3 separate regions of the Homo sapiens genome follow, and all the other regions are linked to region 2. Evidence: chromatin loops called from intact Hi-C (ENCODE). Cell type or tissue: GM12878. All regions are shown on one strand. Links, peaks and the distances in the headings refer to the core of each region. The heading gives the core; the rest is flanking DNA.

Region 1 (10,790 bases), core at 1,385-9,384, 88 kb after region 2:
GGGAGGAGGGATAAATCAAACTCCATCCTGTGCTACAGCCCTTTTGACTCCCTGACATTGATTTGAGGAAAGAGAAGGGGCATCAACGTTGGAAGGGCCTCCTCACTTTCTTCCGCCGCTTAGGTTTGGCTTCTCCCTTGGGTACTGTGCTGTTGGGCTTAGAGGCTGCAGCGGCTCCAGGGGCAGGCTGAGGAGCTGCAAAGAAGTTCCCATTGGGCATCTGCCCTGGGGGTACTTGAAAGATCCGACTCAAGAAATCCTGAAGATCAGCAGGAGGGGCATCTGGGGTGGCTCTGAGGTAAAACAGAAGAAATAAGGCAAGAGATGTTAGAGTCATATGGTTACCTAAGTTAGATATACTTATCAGTTCCCAAACTTCCTAGAAAACAAGGCCCCTGGGTGTCCTAAAAAGCAGGTCATCTGAAACCGTATTCAAAACTGAAATAGTGGATAGATTATTGACAGAAATACCACCTACCTCTGCCGCCCTCTGGTGCCTGGAATCCGAGAACCAAATGAGATGTGATAGGGGACTCTGTGGGTATCTGGGGAGATACCTACACGCTGGCATCCAGCCCACTCTATAAACATGAGAAATAATTAGCCAAAACGTCGCAGTTTAGAGCACATAAAAGATCAGGAAGTATGAGCCTGTATTTCTAGAGGACAGAGAGTACCTGTGATGTCATACACCTTTCCATCCATCAGTGCAAAGTAGGTGATCTTGAGGCCCAACATGCTTGACTCTGCCCAAAAGTCTCCTTCCTCAGCAGGATGCAGCCTATTACACTCAGCACAGTATCTGGCACTCTTAGGTTCCCGGTCCATTTCAAACCTCCTGCAACCAACAAAAGGATAGTTCCTTAATAATTTGTCAAGCCTACCTAGGGCACTGCTAGTAGTCTTACCATTATTCACAAATAGGGCTGAAACATCTAAAATTACCCCACTTAGTATTTCATATCCCTTCAACGTTCTATCCTAAAGCTAATGTTTCTTAGTGCTAATTAAAATCGTCAGTCTATTGACAATATGACAAAGGTAGAAACTTAAGGGTCTTTTTACTAATTATGAGATACAGATGTAACTCATAATTACCAGTACTCACTAGAAAGATCCTTGGTTACATAATCCCTGAGCTGTGATTGTCCCATCCCTCTCCTTCTATTTCATACCTATGCTTTCCTTGGCATCGGCTACACATCATAGTATTCATTGCCTCCTTGAGGTCATCTTGCAGCTTGGACAGAAACTCATTTACTGACCGGCTCAGCTCATTCTCTGCCATTCGTTTCCTAATAGAAGAAATGCTTTGTAAGTCAGAAGGTATTGAGGGAGGGACAAAGGAAGACATATCAGTTGGCCTCTTGAGGCCCCTGTCTAGCGAGAAAGACAAGTGACTTCAGTTCTCTCCATCTCAACAAGCCTCCACCCCCAAGTCCAGATGCCTCTGCTATTGAGGATTTTTCATTTACCATTATCTGATGATTTCCCATCTCCAACTTACATCTCATACTCCTTTCGCTTTTCAGCATTGCTGACAATGTCCCAAGCTGCTCGCAAAACCTTGAAGGCCTCCTCAGCCCGGGGATGATGATTTTTGTCAGGATGAACCTACCAAGACAGAGAGATTTCATTACAAATCCATTCCAACCCTCTCCTCACCTTGAATTTATTCTCATATCAAAGGGTTCTCTTTCATCACCCTTTTGAAGAGTCAGTGTAGCTTAATGATTAACTGCTCTGACTCTGCAGATCTGGTTCAATTCATGGCTCTGTTATAATTAGCTACATTACCTTGAATATCTTTTTTTTTTTTTTTTTTTTTGAGATGAAGTCTCGCTCTGTCACCCAGGCTAGAGTGCAGTGGCACGATCTCAGCTCACTGTAACCTCCACCTCCCAGGTTCTAGCAATTCTCCTGCCTCAGCCTCTCTAGTAGGTGGGATTACAGGCATGCACCACCACACTCAGCTAATTTTGTATTTTTAGTGGAGACGGGGTTTCATCTAGTTGGCCAGTCTGGTCTCGAACTCCTGACCTCAAGAGATCTGCCTACCTCAGCCTCCCAAAGTGCTGGGATTACAGGCGTGTGCCATCATGAATATCTATCATGGATTGTTGGGATTATCTATCATGTCAGCCTGAATATCTATCATGGATTGTTGGGAGGATTAAATAAGAATATATATGAAGTATGTAGCAAAGAATCAGGTACTACGGTGGATTCATCATTCCAGTTTGCCTGAGACTGTCCCAGTTTTAGCACTAAAAAGTCCCATGCCTCTAGAAACTCCTCAATCCCAGATGAACAGGGACAGTTGGTCTCTGGCACACACATGTATCAGTCATAAAATAAGAGTTCCAAAGATGTTACATCTTGAAACTCTTTTTTAACTAGAAAATTCTCATATCCAAAACTTCCTACAGTGATATGCCTTTCAGTCCCAGAAATGAAATAGCATATCATGGTCTCAGAGACTTTATGTACTTTTCAGCCTTCTCTCCAAGACAAGTAATATCCTCTCTTCCTACAGCTTCCTGATTGTACCCATCCCCATTCCCCAAAAATGCAGAGATAAAGCTAGTCTCCTGACTGATGCCAAATAACTAAAATGCTGTCAAATTTCCCACATTCCCAAGCTAATTGAACAGCCTTTTAGTCATGTTCACACTAGGGCTTAGTAAGGCAGTGAGAGGTTCAATAAAAGCCCAGAGACACTCTGGTCCAGGACAGAGAGAGATCTTTGGGGTATAGGGATAGATGTTTTGAGGTTAGGGGAACTTAACTACATCTCTACTTCAAGAGAAATTGAAAAATGAGAATTTTTGTTAAGAATAATATTCTCCAAAACAGGATGTCTACTAAAAGAAAGTGAGAAAAGAGCTCTACTACTAGTAGAATTAGTAACAATGAGAGTAAACAATTGTTACCCACTCTAAGAATACAGCAGAAGCCAAGCGCAGTGGCTCACGCCTGTAATCCCAGCACTCTGGGAGGCCGAGGCAGGCAAATTGCTTGAGTCCAGGAGTTCGAGATCAGGCTAGCCAACATAACAAAACCCCATTTCTACTAAAAATACAAAAAATTAGCCAGGTGTGGTGATGCACGCCTGTAGTTCCAGCTACTCAGGAAGCTGAGGTGGAAGCCACCTAAGCCTGGGGGATCAAGGCTGCAGTGAGCTGAGATCCTGCCACTGTACTCCAGCCTGGGGAACTGGAGTGAGACCCTGTCTCAAAAAAAAAAAAAAAAAAAAAAGAATATACCAAGCTACCTACTAAGGGGCATACATTTCCCACCAAATTAATTCAGTCCTTTGGTAAGTTACAGGTGTGGTGGTTTACTGTACCTTTAATCATTAATGGAAACTTTAGTTGCCCATTCCTCTTTGGTGTCATGCAGCCATTGAGGTAATTTGCACACTGTGATGTTTTACCAGTCCAGCTCCATACACTCCAGTGTAAGTAGGCCTCCAATTTACACACCTTACTTATATTCATAATAGTTTTATTTGTACAGAAATAGCAGTAACAATCTGTTATCTAATATCAACCTAATATCTACTTCTAATGCAATTTGATTGCATGCTTGTATTAAACCATTTCCCTCAAGCATAAGGTGCATGACAACTCCCATCTGCACACCCTCTTTTTTTTTTTTTTTTTTTGAGACGGTGTCTTGTTCTGTCGCCCAGGCTGGAGTACAGTGGCGCGATCTCGGCTCACTGCAAGCTCTGCCTCCCAGGTTTACACCATTCTCCTGCCTCAGCCTCCCGAGTAGCTGGGACTACAGGCGCCCGCCACCACACCCGGCTAATTTTTTTGTATTTTTAGTAGAGACAGGGTTTCACCATGTTAGCCAGGATGGTCTCGATCTCCTGACCTTGTGATCTGCCCACCTCACCCTCCCAAAGTGCTGGGATTACAGGCGTAAGCCACCGCGCCTGGCCCTGCACACCCTCTTATCAATAAAAGCAACCATATTTTCATGTATGACATACATATGCATACACCTCCATTTTCTTGCCCTCTCCTATTCTGAGTTGCTGATCTTGAAACAGCCTGTTTTCTCCTACCTGGTGCTAAAATCCTTACATGCACTCCCTGACCCTCCCATACTAGGTCCATATTTGCTTCTCTGGGAGAAATAGTTGGGTTACCCCATGTTTAAAAAAAAAAGAAAACCCTCATTTGTTCAGGTAAGAGCAACTGAGGTGCTCTCTGAATAGGTCTTTTTCCCACTCCAGTTAGAGGGACTTCACCTAGATTTTCCAGGTGAGTGAGTTCTACACTGCCCAATATACCAGGTTCAAAGAATATATCTCGTGACAAACAAAATGGAGGGAAGATCAGATCCCATAGTGGAGGGGAAAATATCTTTTTTTTTTTTTTTTTTTTTTTTGAGATGGTGTGGCTTGGTTGCCCAGACTGTAGGTTCATGATCGCAGCTTGTTGCAGCCTCGACCTCCTGGGCTCAACTGATCCTCCCACCTCAGCCTCCCGAGTAGCTGGGACTACAGGCATGTGCCACCAAGCCTGGCCTCCCAAAGTGCTGGGATCACAGGTGTGAGCCACTGCACCTGGCCCAAAAAGTCTTTATGACTCTTTCCTAAGACTATGTTAACCAGCTGGGCACAGTGGCTCCTGCCTGTAATCCCAGCACTTTGGGAGACTGAGGCGAGCGGATCATGAGGTCAGGAGATCGAGACCATCCTGGCTAACACGGTGAAACCCCGTTTCTACTAAAAATACAAAAATTAGCCAGGCACAGTGGCAGGCGCCTGTAGTCCCAGCTACTCGGGAGGCTGAGGCAGGAGAATGGCGTGAACCCGGGAGGCGGAGTTTGCGTGAGCCAAGATCACGCCACTGCACTCCAGCCTGGGCGATAGAGCGTGACTCCGTCTCAAGAAAAAAAAAAAAAGAAGAACGTTAACCTTCACCTACCCGTTAACTTTCTACTCTGCCTTCCCTTTATTCCACTCTCCCTAAAACTGGAATAGAAAATATAGGAACAGGCTGGGACCAGTGGCTCACACCTGTAATCACAGCACTTTGGGAGGCTGAGGTGGGTGAATCATGAAGTCAGGAGTTCGAGACCAGCATGACCAACATGGTGAAACCCCATCTCTACTAAAAATACAAAAAAAATTAGCCGGGCATGGTGGCGCGCACCTGTAATCCCAGCTACTCAGGAGGCTGAGGCAGGAGAATCGCTTGAACCCAGGAGGCGGAGGTTGTAGTGAGCTGAGATTGTGCCACTGCACTCCAGCCTGGGTGACAGAGCGAGACTACATCTCAAAAAAAAAAAAAAAAAATATGGGAACAAAAGAGAGAAACAGGAAACAGAAGGGTACTCACCATCACTGCCAGCTGTCTATAGGCCTTCTTCAGTTCAACATCTGATGCTGTGGCCTCAACCCCCAGTACATGGAAAGGGTTTAGCTCATCCTCAGGAACCCCAGCCATGGTCAAGAGTCGAGCCACTTCCTCTTCAGGCTGGCAGTAGCGCCCACTAGCTACAGGTGCATTCCCCTGCCTATTAATATTCTGCTTGACCCAAGGCAACTCCAGCCAGCCCCACTGAACTATTCTTACCAGCCGCTGCCATGGCCTGCTATCTCTCAGCAGAGTCAAGCAACGCTGCAAGGCTGGAGAATCCAGCCAAGAGAAGAGCCAGGTAGCCTTATCCCTCCAGCCTAACCGGTCACCTAGTCCCACCAGAAACCGCCATCCCAACTGTAGAAAGCCCAAAAAGAGGGCCAGAGCCAGGAGCAGCAAAGCACCCAGCAGCTTAAGAAAACGAGTAAACAGTCCTACTCCACAGTAAAACCCCTGGCTTAGAAACTGAAACATGACCTGGGCCCAGCCCCCTAACCGCCCTGTCCACACTCCCATCCAAACTCGAAAAAGGTCCAAATCACTGCTTTTCAGTTGCCTGCAGGCATAGATGAGATGGCCACAAGTTTCTACGTACTCTCCCACCAATACCAGCAGTTCAATCAGCCACCAAAAGCCTGCCTGTCCAAGTTGACATAGTTCCTCGGCTCCCCACAATCCCAGGCCTTTGCGCTTATCTGCCTGACTTCGTTTCCGACCCAGCCGATGTCGACCAGGGGACCTGGGATCCCTACGTCCACCCTCCCGAGTATCCTCCTTCGTTGGAAAGCGGTGCCGCTGTCTCCGGGATGGGGGTTTCTTTCCGCTGGACACACGTGAAAAATCACTGGGGAACTTGAGAGATTCTTCATCATCATATTCCTCTTCCAACTCATCTTCCCCCAAAGCTGGAGAGGTACAGTGGTGGCAAAAGTTGCTAGAAGAACCATTTCCTCCCTCAGAGTAAGGCCCTTCTGGAATTCCAGGTGTTCCCTGGCAGTTGCAAGCAGATGGAATGGAAAGAAAAGAGTTCCCATCCTTCTGGTTCCCAGTCTCGTTTTCTTTTGAGAGTTCCTGGTCCACTCCTGATTCTTCTTCTGAAGACGTCTCACTCTGATCAGGGTCCTCTGCATCTCTAGGTGGTCCTGGACCCCCTGGGGGGCCATGGCTTGGGTCCAACCAATGGGCTGGGTTTGGGTGCTGTGTGTGCTTAGGACCAGAGTGCTCTGTGAGGCAGCGGGTACCATTAGGAGCAGTCCCTGCTGAGTCCCTGAGTCCTGAGAATGAAGGTATTTCAGGGTCCACGGAGGGTCCTAAAGTCCTGAGGGAGGCACCACCACTGTGGTGGGCTCCATACAACCCTCTTTCTCCGGGGTGCTTCTGGGCCATGACCCCGGGGCTTCCTGAGGGTCTTAGGTCACAGCCATCATGGTGTGTTCTGATGCCTGTAACAGATATCAAGGTGGAGACAGTCAAGGATGAGACCAAGAGAGGAATTAAACAATCTCAAATAGTGGACACATTTAATTCATCCACCTCCCTTGTTTTCCCAAGTTCTTTTGGGGCATTCGCTATTCCTAGCAATAAGCCAAAACTAGACTCACCACAACCCTGCTTGCTCCCTCCCCTCTCCTCCAAATCACTTAAGTTTTTCTTCTTTCCCCAGAAAACTATAACCTTCAATCAGGGAAACAGGGAGGTACCGTAAAGGGTGTGGTCGGGGGAGGGTGGGTCACTCTTAGGAAAATGGGAAAGACCGCCGGAAAGGGGGCCACAGACTTCCAGTAATGGGTGGGGGCCATGCGGCCCTGGAGGAAAATCTGGGGGCGGAGCTTAGGGCTGCCCCTAAGAAAGACTAACAGGGAACCCACCGGCTGTGTAGAAGGGACGAAGGTGGCCGGGCACCGTGGCTCACGCCTGTAATCCCAGCACTTTGGGAGGCCGAGGCCGGCGGATCACGAGGTCAGGAGTTCGAGACCAGCCTGGCCAACATGGTGAAACTCCGTCTCTACTAAAAATACAGAAATTCGCCAGGCGTGGTGGCGCGCACCTGTAGTCCCAGCTACTCGGGAGGCTGAGGCAGAAGAATCGCTTGAACCCGGGAGGTGGAGGTTGCAGTGAACCGAGATCGTGCCACTGTACTCCAGTCTGGGTGACAGAGCGAGACTCCATCTCAAAAAAACAAAAAAAAACGAAAAAAAAAAAAAAGACGGACGTACCGAAGAACGGCGGTAACTCCTCCCCCTCGAGCCGCCCGGCCTGGGGCCAGGGTGAGCTACGAGAGCCGCTCTCCCGGCTCCGCCTCCCGCTCACGCTCTGCTTCCGCCTTCCGTCCCCGCGGCCGCCGGCGACCTGGGCCTACTTCCACTTCCGGGGTCACCAGGGAAGAGACGGGAAGGAAAAGAAATAGCGGTTGGCTGAGAGGCAAGCCAATCCAGCTAGGGCTGCGTCGACTCCAAGGAGGCGGTCCTAAGGAAGTACTGGCCCCGCCATTTAAAGGCCCCTCCCTCCGCGTGTGGGAATGGGATTCCCGCAGGTTGCACCGCAGGAAGCAAGGCAGGTGGACTCTGCACCAATGCCTGCAGACTAAGGGCAGACTCTCAGGATTGCTCTGGGTGTATTCCTAGGCTTTGTATTCCTGGGAGATGGAGGGCAGCCACCGAGCCACATATAGTCTTTTTCCCTTGCAGACAAAACCAGGGAGCTCAGAAGAGTCACTGCCCTGATCCCTTCCGTGCCGGCAGCTGCGAGGACACAGGCCCCTTTGTATCCTGCGGTGCGGAGGTGGAGCAGAGGAGAGGGTGCCCCGGCTGGCCCCCTCCCTCGCCCCGCAGCACTGCCCCTCCTTTCACAGCAACCCACGGCCTCCCCCGCGCTTGACCCAGCTGGCGAGCTGCCCCTTATACCTGGATCCGCCCCTCGGGTCGCAGCTCCCCAGGCCCGATCACCGAGCGGTGCCTAGGAACTGGGAGCGTAACTTGGCTCGGCTCAGAACTTTGCCCGTGAGCCAAAGAACACTGAACTCATCTACCTGCTGCTTGACATCTCATCTGCATACCAAGCTATTTGGTGGACGTCCACAAGCGCCCCCGCCCCCACGTAGACCCAGTTGGGTCCCCGTTCCGTCGGTCCCCTCCTCTGCACACGCCTCTAGCCTTATACCCCGTCTTGATCCGAAAGTTTTTCCACCCATGAACCCCCAGTTGGCGCTCCCCGACCAGCAAAAGCCCCTTCCCTGGTCCACGATCCCGACCACCCGGTTCTCCAGGAGACAATACTCCAATTCTCTGGAAAGTGGAAGAAACCAAGCTGAAGCTAGGGGGGCGCTGGGACCCCTATTGGGGCTTTGAGAGCTTCCGGTTGTCATCTCCTAAGTATTCGGAGACCCTTCTCCAAAACTCTTGGGGTGACCCTCAAGACTCTTACCTGCTATATAGTTGGGGGTCTCTGGTCCTGGACTAGAGCAGTAGGCAACCTGGGTCCCCCCACACACACGGGAAAGAATTGGAGGGGCCTGCCTTGTGATGTCACCCCTCCTCCCCCCACCGCGCGCACGCGCGCGCGCACACACACAAACACAAACACACACCCCAACACACACGCCCTGTCCCCTTTCTCCACCCTGCAAGCTAGTTGCATTTAGCTCACAGAGCCTGGGCTGCGACTTGAAAGAGTTTAGGCAGCAACAGAGTGACCCTGGGGGTGCTCTTGACCGACAGCCGCACCCCCGGCGTCTAGGACCTCCGAGCAGGGATGCATCTGGAGGTCTAGGGAAGCACTTCCACCCCCTCCTCTCCTCAATCCTGGCAGGATGGTGAGTAGTTAACATCCCCTCCCCAACCCCCGCTTGTCCAGGGTCCCCAGACTTCCAAGCAGATTGAGGAGAGGAGCTCCGAGAGTCAACCCTCCAGCCTGTAAGGACCTTGATATCCAAAGGACAGCTGAAGAAAGTAATGTGCCTGCATTTTTGCCACTTCATTCCCACAGTGCCCGAAATGCCAGCTCCTCCTTGGTGTTCTCCTTTCAGGATTTGAATTCAAATCCCATTGGCAGCCCTGATACCGCTGGGGGAAGGGTGAGGTAGGAAAAGTCCCACCAATATCCTAAGGGGAGGTGCGAGTGGCTACCAGGATGTGAGATGTCTGTGGGCAAAGTCCCTGCTTATTCCATGAGGGGCTGTGGGATTAGGACTGTGGCTGGATGCCTCTTCCTCCAACAACTCCATCTCAGCATGAAGCTGAGGCTTTAAAACCCTGACAAACTGTGGGTGACTGTCTCTACTTAATTCCTCCTCCCAAACTCTTGGTGTCTGGTTTTTTCCCTCTTTCTGCCCTGGGCCTGGAGCAGCTGTCCAGAGACCCCCACCATGACTCATACTCTCCTGTTCTCCCTCCCTCTCCCCTCTCTATTAACCTCACCCTTCCCAATCCAGTGGGGTAGTATTAAGTCCCAGTCGCAGATGGGGCAATAATGTCCCAGCACCCCTCCCTCCACACACCCAGGGCTTCCTGTTCTTTCCACCCTCACCCTGAAGAGCTGCAGGGTGGTGGGGGGAGGCAAAGGCTCATTACTTTATAAGATTTTCATTACTTTATAAGATTTCATTTTACATTTTACTTAAGTGTACTTGTTTCAGAGAGTGGTAAAGACAGATCCTGCTCCTCTCAATCCAATCCTGTAGATTTCTTCAGTTACCTCAACAGGGTCATACTGGCTCCTGAAATGGGCACCATTATTTAAAAGAAATAGAGGTACAGAGTCCTCAAGATTTATGGGCACCTGAGTTTCTGCCCCGTGCCCCGCTGCAGGTTTCCCAATCCCCTAAAGACATTCATGGATGGGTGAGAGGAGCTGACACCTCCCGCTCTGTGACCACTTTCTCTTTGGCCATGGAGGAAGTCTTGCTGCCCCTGGCTGTGACATCTGACCCCAGGCCCTTTAATCAACAACTCCCAGAGCCTCCAGACCCAAGATGTGTTTTGGAACCCCAGGACAATCCTGAACTGGCACTTGCCCTGGTGTGTGCCCTTTGCTGCTGCTTTGGAATCATCTACTGCTGCTTCAGTGAGGGCAGGGCCAAGGACCTGGGGGGCCATTGCCCAAGACTGTCATCCTCAAGGATGATGCCAGCTTTCCTCCTTGCTCCTGGGCCATCTCACCTCCTCTGCCAGGGGTTCCTACCTCTAGTGTGGCCCATGTTGCTCTGGCTGTATTCCTAGGCCCATGTTGCTCTTGCCAGCTTCTTGTCCATCCTCCATGCCCATGCCTTCCAGCTTTCACCTCTGGCATCTATCATTTGCTCTTCTCTTAACTCCTACCTGAAAACCCCATTCCTAAATTATTCACTATATTTCAGACTTCTTCACTCTTCTCCAAAAACCTGAATCAGCTTGTGCTGATTTTTTCCTATCTGCT
Region 2 (10,790 bases), core at 1,585-9,584:
GGAGAATCACTCTAACCCCGGGAGGCGGCGGTTGCAGTGAGCTGAGAACACGCCATTGCACTCCAGCCTGGGCAACAGAGCGAGACTCTGTCTCAAAAAAAAAAAAAAATTAGCCGGGCGTGGTGGTGCACACCTATAATCCCAGCTACTCAGGAAGCTGAGGCAGGAAAATTGCTTGAACCTGGAAGGCAGAGGTTGCAGTGAGTCAAGATCATGCCACTGCACTCCAGCTTGGGCAACAGAGTGAGACTCCATCTCAAAAAAAAAAAAAAAGGAGTCTTCCAGTCACTGGGTGGCCATCTCTGCTCCAACTTTTTGGGGGAGGCCACACCCTTCATAATTGGCAAGACTACATTACCATGGTATCCAGAAGAACATATTGCCAAAGTCCCTTTTTTATCTCACTTCCAGGAAAGTGGGGCTCAGAGAGGTAAAGCCACTCACTCAGGGTCAACAGATCAACCTGCACGTAAGAATCTGGGTCTTTTTTTTTTTTTTTTTGAGATGAAGTCTCACTCTGTCACCCAGGCTGAAGTGTAGTGGCACTCAGCTCCCCAAAACCTCCGCCTACCAGTTTCAAGTGATTCTCCTGCCTCAGCCTCCCGAGTAGCCGGGATTACAGGCTGTAGCCCGCCACCACACCTAGCTAATTTTTTTAATTCTTTTTTATTTTTTTCCGACAGAGTTTCGCTCTTGTTGCCCAGGTTGGAGTGCAATGGCGCGATCTCAGCTCACTGCAACCTTTGCCTCCCAGGTTCAAGCGATTCTCCTGCCTCAGCCTCCTGAATAGCTGGGATTATAGGTGCCCACCACCACGCTGGCTAACTTTTTGTATTTTTAGTAGAGACGGGGTTTCACCATGTTGGTCAGGCTGGTCTTGAACTCCTGACCTCAAGTGATCCACCTGCCTTGGCCTCCCAAAGTGCTGGGATTACAGGCGTGAACCACCACACCCTGCCAGGGTCTTGATGTACCACTCCAGTGCTGTCACACCTGCCGCCAGCAAGAAGCTCTCTGAGGCCAGAAGCCCTGGTGTGAGACCTGGTTCTGCTGCTCATGAATGGGGTGACCTCTCTCCCTGAGCCTCAGCTTTCTCCCAGTTGAGTAGGAGGGAAACAACTCCCTTCCCCACCTCACAGGGCAGTTGTGAGGATCACAGAATAAACTAAGGGAATTGGTTTTATTACTTTAAGAATGGTGGCCAGGCCGAGTGCAGTGGCTCATGCCTGTGACCTAGCACTTTGGGAGGCTGAGGTGGATGGATAGCCTGAGCTCAGGAGTTTGAGACCAGCCTGGACAACACAGTGAAATTCCATCTCTACTAAAATACAAAAAATTAGCCGGGCGTGGTGGCATGCACCTGTAGTCCCAGCTACTCGGGAGGCTGAGGCAGGAGAATTGCTTGAACCTGGGAGGCAGAGGTTGCAGTGAGATCACAGCACTGCACTCCAGCCTGGGTGACAGAGCAAGACTCCATCTCAAAAAAATAAAAAAATAACAGAAAAATGGTGGCTGGGCACAGTGGCTCACACCTGTAATACCAGCACTTTGGGAGGCTGAGGCGGGCGGATCACCTGAGGTCAGGAGTTCAAGACCAGCCTGACCAACATGGACAGGCCCCCGTCTCTACTAAAAATACAAATTAGCTGGGTGTGGTGGCACATGCCTGTAATCCCAGCTACTGGGGAGGCTGAAGCAGGAGAATCACTGGAACCCGGGAGACGGAGGTTGCCGTGAGCCAAGATGGTGCCATTGCACTCCAGCCTGAGCAACAAGAGGGAAACTCCGTCCCAAAAAAACAAAACAAAACAAAACAAAAAAAAGGAACGGTAAGGCTTGGCTGGATGTGGTGGCTCACACCTGTAATCCCAACACTTTGAGAGGCTGAGGTAGGAGCCCAGGAGTTCGAGATCAGCCTGGGCAAGACGGTAAAACCCCATCTCTATAAAAACAAAAACGGTCGGACGCAGTGGCTCACACCTGTAATCCCAACACTTTGGGAGGCCGAGGCGGGTGGATCACCTGACGTCAGGAGTTCAAGACCAGCCTGGCCAACATGGCGAAACCCTGTCTCTACTAAAAATACAAAAAAATTAGCTGGGCATGGTGGCATGTGCCTGCAGTCCTAGCTACTCGGGAGGCTGAGGCAGGAACATTGCTTGAAACCGGGAGACGGAGCCTGCAGTGAGCCGAGATCATGCCACTGCACTCCAGCCTGGGCAACAGAGCAACACTCCTGGATCAGCCCATCTGCCAGCGTTTTGAGGTCCTTCTCCAAAGACCTCAAAAAACAAACAAAAAAGAATGATGAGGCTTTATCATACCCTGTTTTCAGACTCATGGGAATTAAAATGATTTTGCTTTGAGAAATATCTGGATACCCCACCCCAACTGACATAGCCAAGGTAGGGGTGGGAGGGACAATCCAGCCTCCTTCTGCCCCTCACACTCACCTTGGCCTTGGCCTTGGCCTAGACCCCCCAATTCAAGCCCCAAGGTCTAGCTCCTCTGGCAACCCCACACTCCAGCCCCACCCCCACCAGGATCTGTCCTCAGGGCCCGCCTCAATTCCTTTCCCCATTTCTTGGGCCCCTAGTTCCTGACCTCTGGCCCCTCATTGTCACTCCTGTCCCAGTCTCTTCCCAGCCAGTGCCATCATTAACAACGAGGTCCATCCAAATGCCCAGCTGGTGAGTGGGCAGGATGAACAGCTCCAGCCCATCCTGCTTGAGAGCCTCGTCCAGGTTCATGTCTTGTTTATGCACTCCCTTGGCCAGGATCTTAGCTGCTGTGTGGTTCTGGCCCAGAACCAGGCACAGGAGCACAGAGGTATCTACCTGAGAGTCACAGAGCCTCACAACTAAAGTTTTTCCTAGGATGGAACAGAGATAAACATAGGAGAAATGACAAAGAGGTGATGCTGGGACTGGGTGGTTATCTCAGGTTTCTGTTCCTTGGGACTAAAAGGCCAAGAGGCCTAGGCAGGGGCTCAGGAAAAATTCATTCATGTATTAATCCATGTATGGGGAGCCTAAACATGGAGATAAGTAAGACATGTCCCTGCCTTCAGGGTGCTTACAACCTTATAGGCACAGACAAAAAATACAGTGTGGTGAGAGGGCTATGACAAAGAGAACCCCTGGGTTCTGGAAGCTGCCTAGCACAGGCTGGGGGATGCAGTGGGGCAGCAGAGGACCTGAGATACCTGCCAAAGAAGAAGGGCCTGTGGCAGACTCACCCAGGCTGTTCTCAAATTTGTTGGGTTGTTCCCCATGGATGTGGTCTTGCAGCCCAGGGAACTAGGGGTGAGGAGTGCTGGCACCCCTCGGTAGAGCCCAGACCAGTTTCTCCTGCCCTCACCAATTTCAGGCTCCCATTCCCAGATCCCAGCCAGACCCGCTGGTCGTCCTGACACCCTCACCGTTCACACACACACACATGCCCCTCATCTGACAACTTTGACCTTCACTACCCTCTGCTTTCTCCTTCATTCCCTCTGGAGAGAGAATTCCCTCTGAACACTCCTGCAGTTCCCCCCTGCTTCCCAACAGCTCCCTCACCTGGCAGCCCAGGTACTGCTTTGTCGCCTCCTGGATCAGCCCATCTGCCAGCATTTTAAGGTCCTTGGAGAAGCTGACATTGCACTTAGACCCGTTCTTTTCCTGGAGCAGCAGCTGGAATAGTGGTGCCTCCTGCTGGCAGCATTGGCCACTGCCAGAAACAGGGCCTGTAATGAGGACCCACCATGGGCCCAGAGAGGGAGCAGTAGGTGAGAACTCAGGGAAGAGGTGGGGACCCCAGGGAGGCCAAGAATGAAGATAAGCAGCAGCTTGCACCCAGTGGAGTTGTAGAGCTGGCCTGCCATGAGGAGAGAGGGGACAGATTGGGGATAAGCAGGAGGGAGGCCAGAGGCAAAGGAAGACATAACCCCAAATGATTCTTAGAGTCCCCCAGTTGTATCCTGCCACACTGCCCCCCACCCCAAACGCAAACTCTTTGGCCCCCTTCTCCCAACTCCCAACTTCTCTTAGAGGGCCTTGGGGCTAAAGAGGTTAACAAGACTGCCAAGTGATCCCGGCAAGATAATTATAGGATTTAGAAGGTGGTGTGGGAGAGGACAGTAATTACAGTGACATCCTCTCTGGAGCTGCAGGATTTGTGGGCAGAGGACTGGAAGGGGTCCACTCTACTAACACACCACCCCCTAGCCCAGAATAGCCTCCCCACTCCCCCAGAGGCACATGCAGGGAGAGCAGGAGAGCCGGGGAGTAAGCCTCTCCCCTCTGCTACATCTCAACGAGATGTAGCCCCTCCCCTCCTTAGAAAGCCCTGCAGTGCCAAAGAATGAGTCCACTGACCCTCAAAATAGAAACTTTAGGAGAAAAAAGGAAGAAGAGATAGGATTAGGGATCCTCCCTAGGGAGGGGAGAAAAATAGCTACTCCCCACTGAGCCTAGCTCTGATAGACAAGGCAGTTTGGGTGTGGAGGTGGCCATTGTGGTGAAGGTGCAGGGTGGCGGGAGTCCCCCCTTACAGGGTTCCCTTACAATGGTTCCCCTGTTCTGGCAGCAGCACTTCTGATCATGGTCCAGGCAACTCTGGCCTCAGACCCCGGTGACAGGCTCCAGGGAGCTGCAGCTCTTCCTGAGGATATAGCAGACCATCTACCCAAGCACCTCTCTCTCTAGCAGGTCTTGAAACCTCATACCCTCCCCCGGAACACAGCCTCCTTCTCTCCCGGCAGCTCATACATTTTAAGCCTAAATGCCTCCCTTAGGCTGCGACCCACATTTGCTATGAACCAGTCAGGACCTTGAAGAAGGCGGGCCTGAAGGTTGCCTGGGTAACTCTGGGAGAGGGGCACCCTTGGCAGGAAGACAGTTGCCAGGGAGACTAGGACAGTGGGCGGGGCCCCAAACCTAAGCATGTACTAGGATAAGGAAAGATCTAATGTCCAGATCCCCCCGAACTTATTTTCCGTAAAGCCACCAGTGCCCCATTTTTAGGGAGTCTGGGGCAGCTGGAGTTCTGAAGCTCCTAAAAGAAACCTCCCAGGGGTTAATTCCTGAAACTCAGGGGATCCCAACAGGACCAAACCTGAGGGAACTCAAGGAAATAGGCAAGATCTGGGAGGCGCTGGGGAAAGGACAAGGCTTAATGCATTATGATATGGAACTTTTCGAACTAAAATTCTAAAATGAAAATGTACAACGTATGCAAAAATAAAACCCTTAAGCCGTGCTTTCAGTTCCACCTCCGAGGAGCTGATATTCCAGATTCTACCATCAGATGGCAGTCTTGTCCACTTATTGGATTAAGTTTAGTCTTGGAAACTGAGGAGGCTATCAGGAGATAGAAAACCTTTCTGTCTCAAATGTTCCTGACTCCAATTCCCTGTATTTGGCAGATACCAATAACCCCTCATATATACAAATACACTGTCTTCTTTCCCCCACCCAACTCTTATCAAGTTCACTTAGCAGGCCTCATTCATTCTTTATTCAAAGCTGTTAAGGAATACTTTGGTGAAAAAGTTCCTGCTCTCTCTGGTCTCCCAAGGTGAGCGTTGTAAGTTGGGGTAACAGTAATAACTAATGCATTTAGAACAGTTTTTCAGACATTTAATCTTCATAACCTTATGAAATAGGTACAATATTGTTATCCTTGGCCAGGTACAGTGGCTCACGCCTGTAATCCCAGCAATTCGGGAGGCAAGGCGGGTGGATCACTTGAGGTCAGGAGTTCAAGACCAGCCTGGCCAACATGGTGAAACCCTGTCTCTACTAAAAATACAAAAATTAGCCAGGCTTGGTGGCGCGTGCCTGTAATCCCAGCTATTCGGGCGGCTGAGGATAGGAGAATCGCTTGAACCTGGGAAGTGGAGGTTGCAGTGAGCCGAGATCTCGCCACTGTACTTCAACCTGGGCGACAAAGCAAGACTCCGTCTCTCTCTCTCTCTATATATATATATAATTATTCCCATCTTACAGGTGAGGAATCTGAGGTATAAAGAGGTTTAATAACTTGTCCAAGTTTACACAACCAGAAAAGGGAGAGAGCTGGGACTTGAACCCAGCCAGCCTACTTCTAGTCTAGAAGCTAGGCGATTATCTCCATACCTCACAGAATGGTGCAGATATATCTGGGAGAAGCAACTACTCTAGACCCGAAGTCAGGAAGGGATTCTTGGATGGGATCTATGCTGAGACCTGAAGAAAGAGTAAACTTGGCCAAGAGATTGGTGGGTGGAAGAGAGTGGAAGTAGTAGGGGGAATTGTTCTAGGAAGAAGAAACAACCTGTGCAAAGATTCAGAAATGGTCAAGAGGACAAGGGTGAAACAAGACATTCAGATTTCTAGCCTGGATGATTGTCATTCACTAAAATGAAAAGCTGCAGGATGGGACACATTTTAGGGAGAAAGAAGGGGTTCTCTAACCTGTGATATTTGAAGTGCCATGAAACATCCAGATTGAGATATGCAGGAGGCATCTGGCCTAGAGTTCTGGCTGGTCCTGTTTACTTAATGTCTTCTTTTCTTTTCTTTTCTTTTCTTTTCTTTTCTTTTTCTTTTCTTCTTTTCTTTTCTTTCTTCCTTCCTTCTTTTTTTTTTTTTTTTTTTTTTGTTTGACAGAGTCTTGCTCTGTCGCCCAGGCTGGAGTGCAGTGGCATGATCTTGGCTCACTGCAACCTCCGCCTTCCAGGTTCAAGTGATTCTCCCATCTCAACCTCCTGAGTAGATGGGACTACAGGCGCATATCACCATGCCCAGCTAATTTTTGTATTTTCAGTAGAGACGGGGTTTCACCATGTTGGCCAGGCTGGTCTCGAACTCCTGACCTCAGGTGATCCACCCACCGTGGCCTCCCGAAGTATTGGGATTACAGGCGTGAGCCACCGCGCCCGGCCTACCTAGTGTCTTTTCTAGTTTATATGTTCTCTGAGGAAAGGAGCTGAGTCTTACTTACTTTTGCATCTCATTTATCTTTGTACCTGCCACTAGATACATGTTTGGTGAGGAAGTGAAGCCTGTACTACCTTCTCTAAGGGAGAAGAAGGAGGTGACACCAACTTTGCTCTCACAGCCTTTCCAATTTTGCTGAAGAAATGACAGAGAAACATTTTAGAAAATAGGATATGCCAGAATATGTGCTAAAGGCAATCGCTGCTCTGGAAAATCAGAAAGGAAAGGAAGAATCATGAAGGAGAAGAAGCCCATGAAGGCCACTATTGATTGCTTATATGTAATCCCCACAACCAGTTAAGGGTAGGAATTGTGGCCCCATATTATAGATTAAGAAACTTGATGAAATGCTGAAATGCCCATGTCTTGGTTGAAAGCAAGGGAGGGAACAAGCTAAGTTTTTGTTCCAGTCTGTTTTGTTTTCAGTTTCTGTTACCCATGGAAATGGATTGTCTCTTCAAAGCTCCCCAGCTTGGTCCTCCTAACCCCTACCCAACCTCCTCCCCTCATACCTGGATCCCCAGTTTCTTCCCTTATTTTACTCCAGTTCCTCAACCCAACTCTATCCTTATGTCTGGTGCTCCTGATGCCTATGCCAAGCCAACTTTAAGATATGTTATTGGGCTTTAATTCCAGAGAGGAAACCAATGCCCCTCTATTCTGAGAAGCCCAATAATAAAGTTCATCCATTTATTAAATAAACATTGTGAATGCCAGGAAATTAGCAAGACCTGATTCCTTCAAACATTTTCTTTTCTTTTCTTTTTTTTTTTTTTTTGAGACGGAGTCTCACTCTGTCGCCCAGGCTGGGGTGCAATGGCGCGATCTCGGCTCACTGCAAGCTCCGCCTCCCAGGTTCACGCCATTCTCCTGCCTCAGCCTCCCCAGCAGCTAGGACTACAGGCACCCGCCACCACGCCCGGCTAATTTTTTGTATTTTTAGTAGAGACAGGGTTTCACCGTGTTAGCCAGGATGGTCTCGATCTCCTGACCTCGTGATCCGCCCACCTCGGCCTCCCAAAGTGCTGGGATTACAGGCGTGAGCCACCGCGCCTGGCCTGGCACAAACATTTTCCATTTGACTATTGCTCCAGGGCTTTCAGATCCAGAAATAAGCCTGGAAAACCTGAAGTCAGAAGTTAAGCACATTCAAAACATTTTTTCACCTTAGTACTGTTTTACTCTGCTCTCTGACTGCCCAGGATCACACCTGAAGACTAGGGCTGGTCCCACATCTGTATTTCATCTCGTGCATCTGAGCGCAGACTTCTTTCCCATGCTCACCCTTGCAACCTCCAGCCCCTTCTCAGACTTCTAAGACCCTGCAGATCCAAAGATATAGCTAGAAATCCAGAGATCTAGATTTCTCCCCAAGTATAACAGCCTCCAGCCATCTCCTCTCACCCTTCCCCCAGTGGCCTCTAGCTCCTGCCTTTTCCAGCCGGCTGACTACATTAGCCCTGTTAAGCCCCAGTTTCAAGCTCACAGTCTTCCCAGCTCTATGTCTTCCCTCTGTTTCAGTTCTTCCCATCACCTCTCCACCTTCTTAGGTTGTCCCTGACCTCTTCCTCTCCTAGTCCCCTTAATCCCTCTGATGAGCCTAGCCTGGTGCTTCCTTCCATGGCTTCCTTGAGCATCTTCTTTGGGCTACCTCTGGTGGCTAGAGCTCCTCTGGTCTCAAGTTCTCCACCTCTGTCCCCTGGGCTCTCTGTGCTCCCACCAAGGCTGACTCTTGTGGCTCCTTCTCTCAGGAGTTTCTGCCTTTCCTCTCCCCCACCCCCAATCCCCTGCACCTGCCTCCTCAGGGGCTCCCTTGTTGTCTCCCTGTCTGTGCCCCTCTCTCTCCTCCCCCATCCTGATTTCTCTCCCCCCCACCCCCCCCCCCACCCCTTTCCCAGGGCACTCTTCTGTCCTCTGTTCCTCTGCCGCTGTTCCCATCTCCATGACCCCCGATCTCTTCTGGTCTGGCTCTGTAGACCTCTGTCTCCCCCTATCTAGTGGTACCCCTCTTCTCCCCATTTTTGTCTCCACTCTAACTCTCCCACTAGTTGTCCCAGTCTTCCTCCTTCTTGGTTCTGTGTCTCCCACAGACACACAATTTCCCTCTCTAGCTAAGTCTCTCACCTCTGCGTCTTCCCCCTGACTCTTCTTTTCCTCCTTTGTCTCTCCCTCTCTCCTCCTCCTTTTCCTATCTCTGTCTCTTCCCCCTTATCTCTCTGATTCTCCTTGGTCTCTCTGGCTCTGACTTTCCCTCTATATCCGCCCCCCCGCCCCCTCATATCTCTGTCTCTTCATCTCTCTCTGGCCCTTGCTCCCTCATTCCCTCCCTCTCTCTATTCCTCGGCTCTCTCCGGCTCCCTCTCTCGCCTCGGATGACAGCGCTGCCTCTTTTGTTGGCTCCGCAGCCAATCGCGGCCGCTGACGACACGGGGGCCGGGGCTATAAAGGGCCTGGCCCGGGCTCGGGCCCCCCCAGCCGCCCGCCCCGGCCGCCCGCCCGCCCCGCCCGCGCGCCCGCCGCCCCCGGCCCCCCGGGTCCCCCCTCGGCCGGGCAGCCCCCAATCCCGCGCCGCCCGGACCCCCTCCTCCTCCCTCCCTCCTCCCTCCGCCCCCTCCCCGCGGGACTCCGGCGTCCCCGCCCCCCAGTCCTCCCTCCCCTCCCCTCCAGCATGGTGCTCGCGGCCCCGCTGCTGCTGGGCTTCCTGCTCCTCGCCCTGGAGCTGCGGCCCCGGGGGGAGGCGGCCGAGGGCCCCGCGGCGGCGGCGGCGGCGGCGGCGGCGGCGGCAGCGGCGGGGGTCGGGGGGGAGCGCTCCAGCCGGCCAGCCCCGTCCGTGGCGCCCGAGCCGGACGGCTGCCCCGTGTGCGTTTGGCGGCAGCACAGCCGCGAGCTGCGCCTAGAGAGCATCAAGTCGCAGATCTTGAGCAAACTGCGGCTCAAGGAGGCGCCCAACATCAGCCGCGAGGTGGTGAAGCAGCTGCTGCCCAAGGCGCCGCCGCTGCAGCAGATCCTGGACCTACACGACTTCCAGGGCGACGCGCTGCAGCCCGAGGACTTCCTGGAGGAGGACGAGTACCACGCCACCACCGAGACCGTCATTAGCATGGCCCAGGAGAGTAAGTGGGCTGCGGGGCGCGAGCAGTGGGGTGCTGGCTCTGGCCCCGCGAAGGGCGCCTTCTGCTCCAAGCGGGGCGCTCCCTGCTGCCCCGGCCCGGAAGCTTTTTCTGCGAAAACTTGACGAATTAGGGAGCGGGGGCTACTTCATAGAAGTTTTCCGAGCGGTGGAGATGGGCTGCAAAGTTGTATGCACGCCTAGTTCCCGGAGGTTGGGGCGGGGGAAATGGGGCGGGTTTCGAGATAGTGCCTTCCACCCCCAGTATGCTAAAAAGATCCTTGTTGGAGTCCGGGGAAGCTGGGGCTGGGCAGTGACTCTGTCCTGAAAAGCCGTGGTGGGGAGGCTGGAGAACAGAATCGGGAGGCTGCAGGACCCCCGCAGCCCCAGCTGGACTGCAGTGCTCTCTGCTTCCCAGTGGCCCTGGCGGTAACTCCCCACTCCGTGCTCCGTTCGCAACGTGCCCAACGGGTTGCAGAGAACTGTGTGCTTTCTCCCAAGAATAGGGTCCCAGAGCCCTGTACACCTCCTGGCAGCCCAGCTGGCACCCTTTCCATCCTGACCCCTGTCTCAGACCGGGTATCCCAAGGGGTCGGAAAAGCTGTGCCTTCTTGATACTGACCGAGCTCGGAGAGCTCAACTCCATTGCGCTGGGGGCTAAGGACACTCATTGGCTACTCAAACCTTAGTGTTCCATCCCTTATTCGCCCACCCCTACC
Region 3 (10,790 bases), core at 1,949-9,948, 79 kb before region 2:
AGTGTATAAAACATTTAAACAAAATGATAGAATGTTTTATTTTGATTTTTTTAAGAAAGGATATATACATATATATATATTTGTTTGTTTTGTTTTGTTTTTTTAAGTGGGCTCTGGGAACAGGGTTAGTCCATTAGGGCCTTCAGTGTCCTGGTGGTGATTTTGTCCTTCTCAGTGATGTGGACAATGACTCCCATGCCTGACACGGCATCCCGGTCCACAGCATTCAGCATGGCTTGGAAGATGGTTTCAAACAGCTGTTCTGGATCCATGTTGCACTCCCAGAGGGACTCGCACATTTCATATATTTGTTCTGCACAGGTGCCACTGACCATAAAGTCTTCAGTCACCATGGGTCAGCCAATGAGCTCTAGAGAGCAAATAAAGGGCTTAAAGGTCTTCAGGTCCAACCCAGCAATGACTGGCTCAGTATAGTAGGGGCCAAACGTTTCTCAGACAAGAGGCCTTGGCCACCATGCTCATAGGGTATAAGATTTGACTGCCGACCTTCCTTCAACTCACACAGGTTCAGCCGGAACTTGAGGCACTGGACAACTGTCTCGATGTCAGTGACGAGCCGGGCCAGATGGATATACAGCCGGTCACCCATGGGAAAGATCTGGAAGTCCGTGGTAACCATTTGGGCCTGGATCCCGAAGCGCCTGTCTGCAGCTATAGCCAAACAGCTCTTCTCCTTCATGGCCATGACGGCCCCTCGGTTATGGGACATAATAAACATAATTGTGGTATACTAGCAACCCTCCATCACCAGCGCAATTCCGGTAAACTGGGTCTAGCCTTCCCTTATTTTGACATTTTTAACGCCTATTTTTAACCAATTGTGCCTACTTTACGCCTTTAGAAATGTTTTATCAATAGTTTTATTTTGTAGTCCGCGTGTGGTGGCTCACGCCTGTAATCCCAGCACTTTGAGAGGCCTAGGTGGGAGGACGGCTTGAGCCCAGGAGTTCAAAACCAGCCTGAGCGCCGGGCGCGGTGGCTCACGCCTGTAATCCCAGCGCTTTGGGAGGCTAAGGCAGGCGGATCACGAGGTCAGGAGATTGAGACCATCCTGGCTAACACGGTGAAACCCCGTCTCTACTAAATATACGAAAAAAAAAATTCGCCGGGCGTGGTGGCGGGCTCCTGTAGTCCTAGCTCCTCGGGAGGCTGAGGCAGGAGAATGGTGTGAACCTGGGAGGTGAAGCTTGCAGTGAGCCGAGATCGCGCCACTGCACTCCAGCCTGGGCGACAGAGCGAGACTCCGTCTCGGAAAAAAAAAAAAAAAAAAAAAAAAAAAACAGCTGAGCAACATAGGGAACCCCGCCCCCCACCCGCCGCCGTCTCTACAAAAAAATACAAAAATTAGCTGGGTCGAGTGGCGGCACCTATGGTCCCAGCTACTCGGGAGGCTGAGATGAGAGAATCGCTTGAACCCAGGAGGTGGACGTTGCAGTGAGCTGAGATCGCGCCACTGCACTCCAGCCCATGCGACAGAGCCAGACACTGCCTCAAAAAAAAAAAAAGGAACTTGATCAATAGTGAATATTTCCCAATTGTCAATGCCCTTTTTTTTTTTTTTTTTTTTTGAGACAAAATCTCACTCTGTCTCCAGGCTGGAGTGCAGTGGCGTGATCTCCACTCACTGCAGCCTCCGCCTCCCGGATTCAAGCAATTCTCCTATTCTCCTGCCTCAGCCTCCTGAGTAGCTGGGACTACAGGTGCGCGTCACCACGCCCAGCTAATTTTTGTTATTTTAGTAGGGACAGGGTTTCACCATGTTGGCCAGGATGGTCTCAGACTCCTGACCTCGTGATCCGCCCGCCTTGGCCTGCCAAAGTGCTGGGATTACAGGCGTGAGCCGCCGCGCCCGGCCGTTAGTGCACATTTTTTAAATGCATGCGTGGTAGAAAGGCTACAAGCAGAACACAGAGTGCTAAGTACTTACATTGTTTCCAGCTTTCTGATGTTCAAAATTTCTGAAATTTCTGGTTAAGGTGAGTCAAAAATAAAAATAAGAAGGAGTAGAGTCTGAAAAATGGACCAAAAATTGAAGTTTTGTTTGCTTTTCCCAAAAATCTGCTGTTCTGGAGCCGGTTCAAATGGGGTCATATCGCCCCCGTGTGGTAAATCTCTGAACAGCCATGTTCAACAAGGCGTCCCCCGTCCCTGAGCTGCCTGGGAGACGGTAAAGGCGGTCTTGAACATCTTCTACTGGTCCAAACCCTTCATTCTGCACAGGAGGACGATGAAGTCGAGAAGAACTCATTTAGTTTACCCAAGATCAATTAGTGAATTAATGACTGAGCTAAGACCAGTAATAATATATATCATGTATGGGACACGGCACTGTTACATAAATCACCACCTGATACAAAGTTTAAATAATCCCACTCTGCTGATGAGGAAACTGGGGTGAGAGAAATGAAGTTCCTTGTTCGAGGTCACACAGCCCTACAGCAACAGAGCCAGACCCAAACTTAGTCTATCTGCCCCCTAAGCCAGTGGAACTAGACACTATAAACCCAGCCTCCAAACACAATGCCCACCCCACCTGTCTCTGTAACGTGTCTGCATCTGGGTCACAGAAAGAAGATGCCTTGGAGACACCTGCTCTTATTCCATCATGTGGCAGAAGAGGAAACAAAGGCAGAGAAGAATATGGTTTATCCACAGTCACTAAGGGTCAGAGCTGGGGCTTGATCCCATGACTCCAGGATGCTGGTGTAATGCTGTCTCTAGGACTGTTCCACCAGCCCATCTACTGCAAGTCTATGTGTGGATGTGTGCCTTGTGTTGAATGTGTCAAGGTCCGTGTGAGTGTGTGTGTGTGTGTGTGCATGCGCAGGACAATCCTACCCACAGAAAGAGTAGCCGGGAAAGCCCAGAGTAATCCCCACCAGTAAAGGTAGCTTTTCCAATCAGCACCTGTTCCACAGCAGAGCCATGAAGTCAGAGACAGGGATCAAAGTTTAGGGGAAGGAAGGGGCCATTGGTGATGTAAGGTACCACAACTGGGCCCCTGAGAGACTGAGGGTGCTTCCATGGGTGCAAGATCCCAGAGACTTACTTCACTGAAGTCCAGAGTGCAAAGCTCAGAGGGTCAAATAGGCCACCATGGGATCAGACATTGTACGAATAGGAAGAGTTTAAGCCACAAGCCTGCCTTCCCCAAGACAGAAGCCTCTTCCATGCTCCTGCCTCAGCAGCAGAACTCAGTGTCTCTACAGGGATCCTGGGGGAGGAACAGGCACATTGAGATAGGGGACAAAGATGGTGCAAGAAGTGGCCCTGGCAGGAGAGTGTCAAGCATGGCCAGAGATAGGGGCAGAATTTCCCTGATGCTCCCATGGCAGGGGCTCCCTAAGTGCCAATGAGCTCAAGCCACAGTACCTAAGGGCAAGGTGTGAGGCAGCACAGGACAGAGGCCACAGGTCCTGTGCAAATGTATACCCGTGCACAAGACAGTCCACTCTCACTCCAGATGGGACATCCTCCAAATGGAGAAGGAAGGAATGAAGGAAGTCAAGGTGAGGGAAAATGAACTGAAGAATAACATGAACATAAGAGAAAGGAGACCATGACCACAGAGGTCTACAAAGAAAAAACAACAAGAAAGGGGATCAGTGGCTGTTGGCCAACCCACAAAGTTAGAAGGTGAAACTGGCCTCAAGTTGTAGCTGAAGACATTGCAATTAGACCCAAGAAATTAGAATTGCAGTGGTCTCTTCCCTAGAGATCATGAAAACATATGAGGGAACAGAGCTGCTAGGAGAGGGGGCCCGAAGGTGGGCAGCACTGGGTGGTGTATTCCCACGTAAGTCTAGGGAAGCCATTTACCCTGAACCCTGCAACTTCTTGACTCTCCTGGGCCAAATTCCGGGGTCAGGGAGCGGTTATTTGTTTGGTTTTGGTTTTTTTTCTTGCAGAAAATGTGTGAGCAAAGATCTTACCTGTGCTAAGAGCTCCTGAGAGAGTACTTGAGACAGGGGACTGGGCTCTGTAAACCCCTGAGATCCTTTTCACTCTGAAAGTCTAAGCAATAAACTGTGTACATCCGAATGCAACGTAATGATTAACATGTACTTTCTCCCCACAGATGCTGGGTAAGTTTTAATTAATTCCCTGGGATCAGTCAAGTCTCTCTGTTTCCTTGAGGCCTGCTCCCCAGCTCCACAGCACCCAGTGCCTCTGCCACAGTCATTACCTGCTCCAAATAGGACCATCTCCATGAAGCACAACTGTAATCACAGCCATAATAATTCCACAATTATTTTTGTCCCTCAACATTTAAAAAAAGAAAAGATTTGCAGCCTAGCAATGAATAGAGCACTTGTGCAATTTCATTGCATCATCTCATTTGGCACTCACATCAACCCCAGAGATAAACCTAGCAGGTATTCATTAATACTCTGGTTTAGTGATAGTAAATTAAGGAGCCAGGTGACTCCTTAGTCACCAGGCCAAAGTCACTTGGCCAACAAGAGCAGAACTCAGACTTGAAACCTAGAAGCCTAATCCCCAGCTCCCAGTCCAGGACACTCCCTAATATACCACCCAGTCCTGCCCACCTGAGAGCCCCCTCTCCTACCAGGTCTGTTCCCACATCTGTTACTTATCCTCTGAAAGCCCAGCTTTTTCCACCACTAAAAGCCTGCAGTGTCCTGCACAGCAATCCAAGAACAGCTGATCTCCTCTAGGAACCCCCTACCTCCTCATACCCTGACTCCTCAGCACCTGCCCAGTCTCCTGGAGTGGGAAGTACACCCTATGGGGAGGTCACTGGTCCTTGCCCACAGACCTCACTATGCCTCTGTCATACCACCCACAACTCTTCCCGCCACTCCCGTCTCACAGCTAAGGAGAGACTCGCTGCTTATATTTATTTTTTCAGAGTCCTGTTGCACAGCATAAATAGCTTACCAAGACATGTAAAACACCATGAGATGGCAGGTATTAAAACTAGGAACAAATAAATACAAAGAAAAAAGAGACTTTAAAAAAGAAAGATGGAAATAGGGATCTAAAATCGCACCAGGAATGAACCTTAAAAATGTGAAATACAAGACCTGTACCCTTCCTAAGGGTGAGCCACAAGTCTGACTCAAAACTGTTCAGCAGCCAACCCAAAAAGGAAAGTCTGGTCCGTTCTGAAGTTCACGGTGTCCATGAGATAAAACAGACAGATGACGCAGGGAAGCACAACTATTCTTGGAACTGAGACCAGACAAAAGTTACTCCCAAGGACACTCCTAGAGAGATGACGGTGGTTCACAGCCTTACCGTTGCCCTGACGGTGAGTTTCCCAGGATGGATTCTAAGAGCCGCCCTCGACACAGGGGAGGCCCTGGCACTGAGGGACCTCTGTGGTTGTGGGAGAGAGAGGATGCACCATGACCCTGCTCTTTCCCGATGAGTTTGTTGTAAGGCAGGACTGTTCAACCTTGGTACTAGTGACATTAAGGCCAGATAATTCTTTGTTGTGGGGGCTGTTCTGTGCATTGTAGGATGTTTAGCAGCATTCCTGGCCTCTGCCCACTAGATGCCAGTAGCACCCTTCCCTCCAATTGTGATACCACAATGTCCCCAGATATGGCCAAATGTCCCCTGAGGGACAAAATTGCCCCCAGTTGAGAACCAATGATCCAAGAGTAGAAATCATTGTTTCTATTTTCCTTTTAACATAGAAAGGCAAAGAAGGAACATCTAGTTTTGTTTCTATTTTGTTACAGGTTTATTGAGGTACAATTTATATACTATAAAATCCACTCATTTAACATATACAATTTAGTGGTTTTTACTGTAGACACAGGATTATGCAACCATCATCACTGATTTTAGAACACTTGATCAATCCAAAAAGTAACTCTGTACCCCTTAGGAATCACTCCTCATTCTTCCTTCCTCCCAACCCCCAGCAATCACTACCATATGGTCTCTGTATGGATTTGCTTATTCTGGACATTTTGTACAAATAGAATCATGCAATGTGTGATCTTTTGTGACTGACTTTTTCACTCAGCTTGATGTTTTCAAGGTTCATCAATGCTGTAGCATGTTTTAATACTTCAATCCATTTATTGACAAATAATATTCCATTGTATGGCTATATTATTTTATTTATCCATTCTTCATTATATAGACATTTGTGTTGTGTAAACTTTGGGACCATTATGCATAATTCTACTATGAATGCTCATGTACAAGTTTTTGTGCAGACACATGTTTTCAGCTTTCTTGCGTGTATACCTAGGAACTGAATTGTTGGGTCAGATGGTAACTCTAGGTTTAATACTTTGAGGAACTGCTAAACAGTTTTCCAAAATGGCTGCATCACTTTATATTCTCACCAGCAATGAATGAGGGTTTCAATTTCTCCAGATCTTCATCAACACTTGTTATTGTCTTTATTTCAGCCATCCTAGTGGGAATGAATTTGTATCTCCTTGTGGTTTTGATTTCCATTTCCCAACGGCTAACAATGTTGAGCATCTTTCATGTCCTTATTGGCCATTTGTATATCTTCTTCGGAGAGGTGTCCGTTCAAATCCTTCTTTCATTTTTTGATTGGGTTATTCAACTCTTTGTTGTTGAGTTATATGACTGCTTTATGTATTCTGGATACAAGGCTCTTACTAGATATAATTTGCAAATATGTTCTCTGATTCCATGGATTATCTTTTTACTTTGTTGACGGTATCCTTAGAAGCACAAAAGGTTTTTTCGTGGGTTTTGTTTTTTGGTTTTTTTTGAGACAGAGTCTCACTCTGTCCCCAGTCTGCAGTGCAGTGGCCCGATCTTGGCTCACTCCAACCTCTTGGCTGGGTATGGTGGCTCATGCCTATAATCCCAGCACTTTGGGAGGCGGAAGTGGGTGGATCACTTGAGGCCAGGAGTTCAAGACCAGCCTGGCCAACATGGCAAAACCCCATCTCTATAAAAATACAAAAACTAGCAGGGCGTGGTGGTGCACACCTGTAGTCCCGGCTACTTGGGGGGCTGAGGTGAGAGGATCGCTTGAATATAGGAGGTGGAGGTTGCAGTAAGCCAAGATTGCACCACTGCACTCCAGCCTGGGTGATGGAGTGAGGCTGTGTCAAAAAAAGAAAAGAAAAAGAAAGAAAGAAAGAAAGAAAGAAAGAAAGAAAGAAAGAAAGAAAGAAAGAAAGAAAGAAAGAAAGAAAGAAAGAAAGAAAAGAAGAAAGAAAGAAAGAAAGAAAGAAAGAAAGAAAGGAAATCAAAAATAGAAAAACAATAGAGAAAAATCAACAAAATGAAAAGTTAGTTCTTTGAAAACATTAGCAAAGTTGACAAACTCTTAACTAGACTGACAAAGAAAAAAAAGAGAAAGAGTCAAATTACTTAAATCAGGAATGAAAGAGGGGACATCACTACTGATCTTACAGAATAAAGAGGATTATAAGGAAATATTATCTGTCTAGTAAGTCCAACGTCTGAGCTTTCTCAGAGAAACAAGCCTATTGATTGCTTTCTTTTTTATTTTTTTATTTTTTTATTTTTTTTTTTTTTTGAGACAGAGTCCCACTCTGTCTCCCAGGCTGGAGTGCAGTGGCACGATCTTGGCTCACTGTAACCTCTGCCTCCTGGGTTCCAGTGATTCTCTTTCCTCAGCCTCCTGAGTAGCTGGGATTACAGGCACATGCCACCATACTCGGCTGATTTTTTTCTATTTTTAGTAGAGACTGGATTTCACCACGTTGGCCAGGCTGGTCTCAAACTCCTGACCTCAGGTGATCCGCCTGCCTCAGCCTCCCAAAGTGCTGGGATTACAGGTGTGAGCCACCGCGCCTGGCCAACATTTTATTTTTTAATCATACTGTATTATCTTTGACTAAATGCAAAGACCTTTCCAACATGTCATCTAGAGACCATTTTACCCACTGCTCTGTTTGACCATCAATCAGTCTCTTGTCCCTCTCTTTGACAATGGTGAGGTGGATACATTTTCCTTGGGGAAGAGAAATCTATGATTTGTTGCCTTTGCCAATAACAAAAATGTTGGAGAGCTGGGTGGCAAAGCTGTTGCCACTGGCATCTTTCACAGAAACCACAATATTTTAAGTAATACACTGTGGCAGCTTCAGAAATCAGATTCCTACTCCCTCAGGACTTTTTGTTGTTGCTGTTTGTTGTGGCTGCTGCTACTGCTATTGCTGCTCTCGTATGTGTATTTGTTTAGTGACTTTCCTGGACTAAGTCTGTAAATTGTGTATTCTTTGTCAGGTGTGTCTGCTTGGTTAGCTTAGCAGTCAGCTAATGCCGAAACAGAGATTTCCTTAAATGCCTTTGACCATTGAATCTCCCACCCTTTGTTGAGGAGTGTGTGTGTGCATGTGAGTGTGCGTGCGTGTGCATGTGTGTGTGTGATGCCTTCAATACTCCAATTACTCTGACCTAGGCTTCACTTGCTGCTTGCACAGGGCTTTAAGGTGAGCCAGAAGTGAGAGGTGCACAGCCTTGCACATGTGTGTTGCCTTCTAGACCCCCAGGAATAAGTAAGAGCTTTCCAAGCCCCCTATGAACATCCCCAGATTTTCTCTGTAAGATTTTGGCCAGCCTGATTTTGCCCCAGTGTGTATCACTATCTCAGGCAACTGCAATTCTTAAATTGCCACTGATTATTTTACCAATGCTCTGGGGAAAGGGCTTTCCTCAGTGACCAAATAAAGATAAGCCCTATGAATGAGGCTTTTCCAGGGATCTTCTAGACATGTCGAATAGTGACAATTCTCTGGCAACCAGGTCTTTGGGGATCTTGAAACCCACTCTACCACCTCCAATGGCTGCTAGACCTCTGGTTTTCAGTGACTCTGGTTCCAAGGCTGCTGGTTTCAAGGCCACCATAGAGCTGGGAAGAAGGGGTGGAAACAGGACAAGTTAAAACACCACAAACCTCACCGTTCTTACAAGAGCCAGCCACTTTTCTTGAAAAAACTCTTAAGGTTGTTGTAAGCCTTTGGTTAATTTCTAGAGTTCTGAAAAACTTGATATTGACAATTTTTGCCAATGTTCTTGCTGCTCTTACAGAAGAGCAGATTTTCAGAAGTGTTTTTCCACCATTCTAGAAGTACTTTCTCCTGGTATTATGTTTTAACCACACTTCCTCAAGAGTCCCCCAGGGACTCGGGAGAGAGTGAGTCCTGAAGAAACAACCCAACAATCAAATGTAGATTGGTGGAGGCATTATGGAAAACTGTGTGGAGGTTCCTAAAGAATTAAAAATAGAGCTATCTGCAGGGTGCAGTGGCTCATGCCTGTGATCCCTGACTCTTGGGAGGCTGAGGTGGTAGGATTGCTTTAAGGCCTGGAGTTCAAGACCAGCCTAGGCAACCCCATCTCTATTTCTTAATTTAAAAAAAAAAAAATACAACCATCTCCTCTGGGTCTTTGTAGTCAGAAAAAAAAAATTTTTTTCAGGATCTTTAACTTTGTCAGCAGCTACTGAGCTACAGAATACAAACCAACCGAAAACATTAAAGAAAGGCTGCTTGAAACAGATATGTACAGGTATACTACACAGAAGCAAAACCTGTATCATCCAATCCCAAAGCCACCCCTGTGGGGAAGGATGGCCTTAGCTATGGGCCAAAGGAGTATGGAAGTTACAACATAAGAGTCCCGTCCATCCAGGAAAGCAGTGAACAACTACAGCAGCATGGGCACCAAAAGTTTATCTGACATTAGTTTTTTGTTTGTTTGTTTGTTTGTTTTGAGACAGAGTCTCGCTCTGTCGCCCAGGCTGGAGTGCCGTAGTGTGATCTCGGCTCACTGCAAGCTCTGCCTCCCGGGTTCACACCATTCTCCAGCATCAGCCTCCTGAGTAACCTGGGACTACAAGTGCCCGCTACCACGCCCGGCTAATTTTTTGTATTTTTAGTAGAGACGGGGTTTCACCATGTTAGCCAGGATGGTCTCGATCTCCTGATCTTATGATCCGCCCGCCTCAGCCTCCCAAAGTGCTGGGATTACAGGCGTGAGCCACCGCACCCAGCCCTGAGATTAGTTTTAAAGGTTTAAAGGTTCAAATGAAAATAGGTACCCCTCTTCCTGTAGGCTTTCCAGCTCACTACCCAAAAGACTTGAGTACTTGTATTAAGGCAGCTGGAAGCCCACCCTGGACTTGAATGGCAACTTGTCCTTTCTCAGCCGGTAATGCAATCCAACAGAATATGCCACAGGGTAGATAGGAATTTCCACAGTGCTGCCCTCTGGTAAAAGGGAAACACAGCACTCAAAGCCAAAAGGCACAGAGGGCTCCCTGAGAACCCAGTACAATTAAGCGAGGCCTTCAACTATCGAGACAAACTTTGCAACTGGATCCCGGTGGGACAGTGCCCTGCGGCGAGGAGTAGTGTATATGCCAATGAGAGGGTCCAGCTTCCAGGAACTGTTACAATGGCGTCCGGAGTCATTTTCTCTCTCCCACTTGCATTCGAGAGTGAGAAAACACACACCGTGGCCTTGATTCTCGCTCACCACAATCCCCCTGTACAGAGGGGTTTGTTTCTAAGTTTGGATCCTCAACACGAGGCTGCGATGCTTCATGACGTGCTCTCTCCCACGGTCCAGCCATCTTTGGTGGTCTCCCCACAGTGCTTCCCCATCTTCTCACGCTCCTGTGGAGGGACCATGGGATGGGCCAGGAGGAAACTTGGGATCACTCTGACAGGAAACAGAAAAGCACAGCTGCCAGCTGCTCTGGCCTCAGTCTCCAGTTGTTAGTCTCAGGATCAAAAGAGAACTGGAAAGACCTCTTGGTCTTTGTAGTC

Evidence for each region. Hi-C counts contacts between places; a loop is a spot of excess contacts. Peaks named below come from ENCODE experiments on the same cell type or tissue, not always from the same donor. Only the 100,000 strongest peaks of a DNase experiment are listed, where the experiment ranks them.
Region 1: it touches region 2 in a loop (4-fold over the local background); 43 of 110 quality-filtered maps call a loop at or near these places.
Region 3: it touches region 2 in a loop (13-fold over the local background); 39 of 110 quality-filtered maps call a loop at or near these places.

Annotation. Positions count from the first base shown.
Region 1 is chr12:55,821,895-55,832,684 of GRCh38, forward strand. DNAJC14 (DnaJ heat shock protein family (Hsp40) member C14) reads right to left here and starts at 7,693. Exons shown (of 7, transcript NM_032364.6): 1 at 7,595-7,693; 2 at 5,358-6,820; 3 at 1,508-1,614; 4 at 1,176-1,295; 5 at 678-838; 6 at 479-581; 7 at 1-293. The coding sequence starts at 6,764. The coding sequence ends at 83. It also overlaps the pseudogene TMEM198B. RefSeq lists a silencer at 7,631-7,740 and enhancers at 8,269-9,006, 8,961-9,160. In GM12878, for the core only: a CTCF peak has its summit at 5,500; a DNase peak (open chromatin) is centred at 7,777; H3K4me3 peaks cover 6,637 bases; H3K27ac peaks cover 4,886 bases.
Region 2 is chr12:55,733,687-55,744,476 of GRCh38, forward strand. GDF11 (growth differentiation factor 11) reads left to right here and starts at 9,436. Exons shown (of 3, transcript NM_005811.5): 1 at 9,436-10,075. The coding sequence starts at 9,631. RefSeq lists an enhancer at 4,500-4,819 and a silencer at 10,412-10,471. In GM12878, for the core only: CTCF peaks have their summits at 3,694 (motif pointing left) and 5,292 (motif pointing right); DNase peaks (open chromatin) are centred at 4,805 and 5,285; H3K4me3 peaks cover 1,661 bases; H3K27ac peaks cover 963 bases.
Region 3 is chr12:55,654,430-55,665,219 of GRCh38, forward strand. It overlaps the pseudogene PSMB3P1. Among named protein-coding and RNA genes, the nearest start is that of TMT1B, 22 kb to the right of the region's middle. RefSeq lists enhancers at 1,895-1,974, 2,064-7,467, 2,095-2,224. In GM12878, for the core only: CTCF peaks have their summits at 2,131 (motif pointing left) and 5,540 (motif pointing right); no DNase peak of the experiment used is centred there.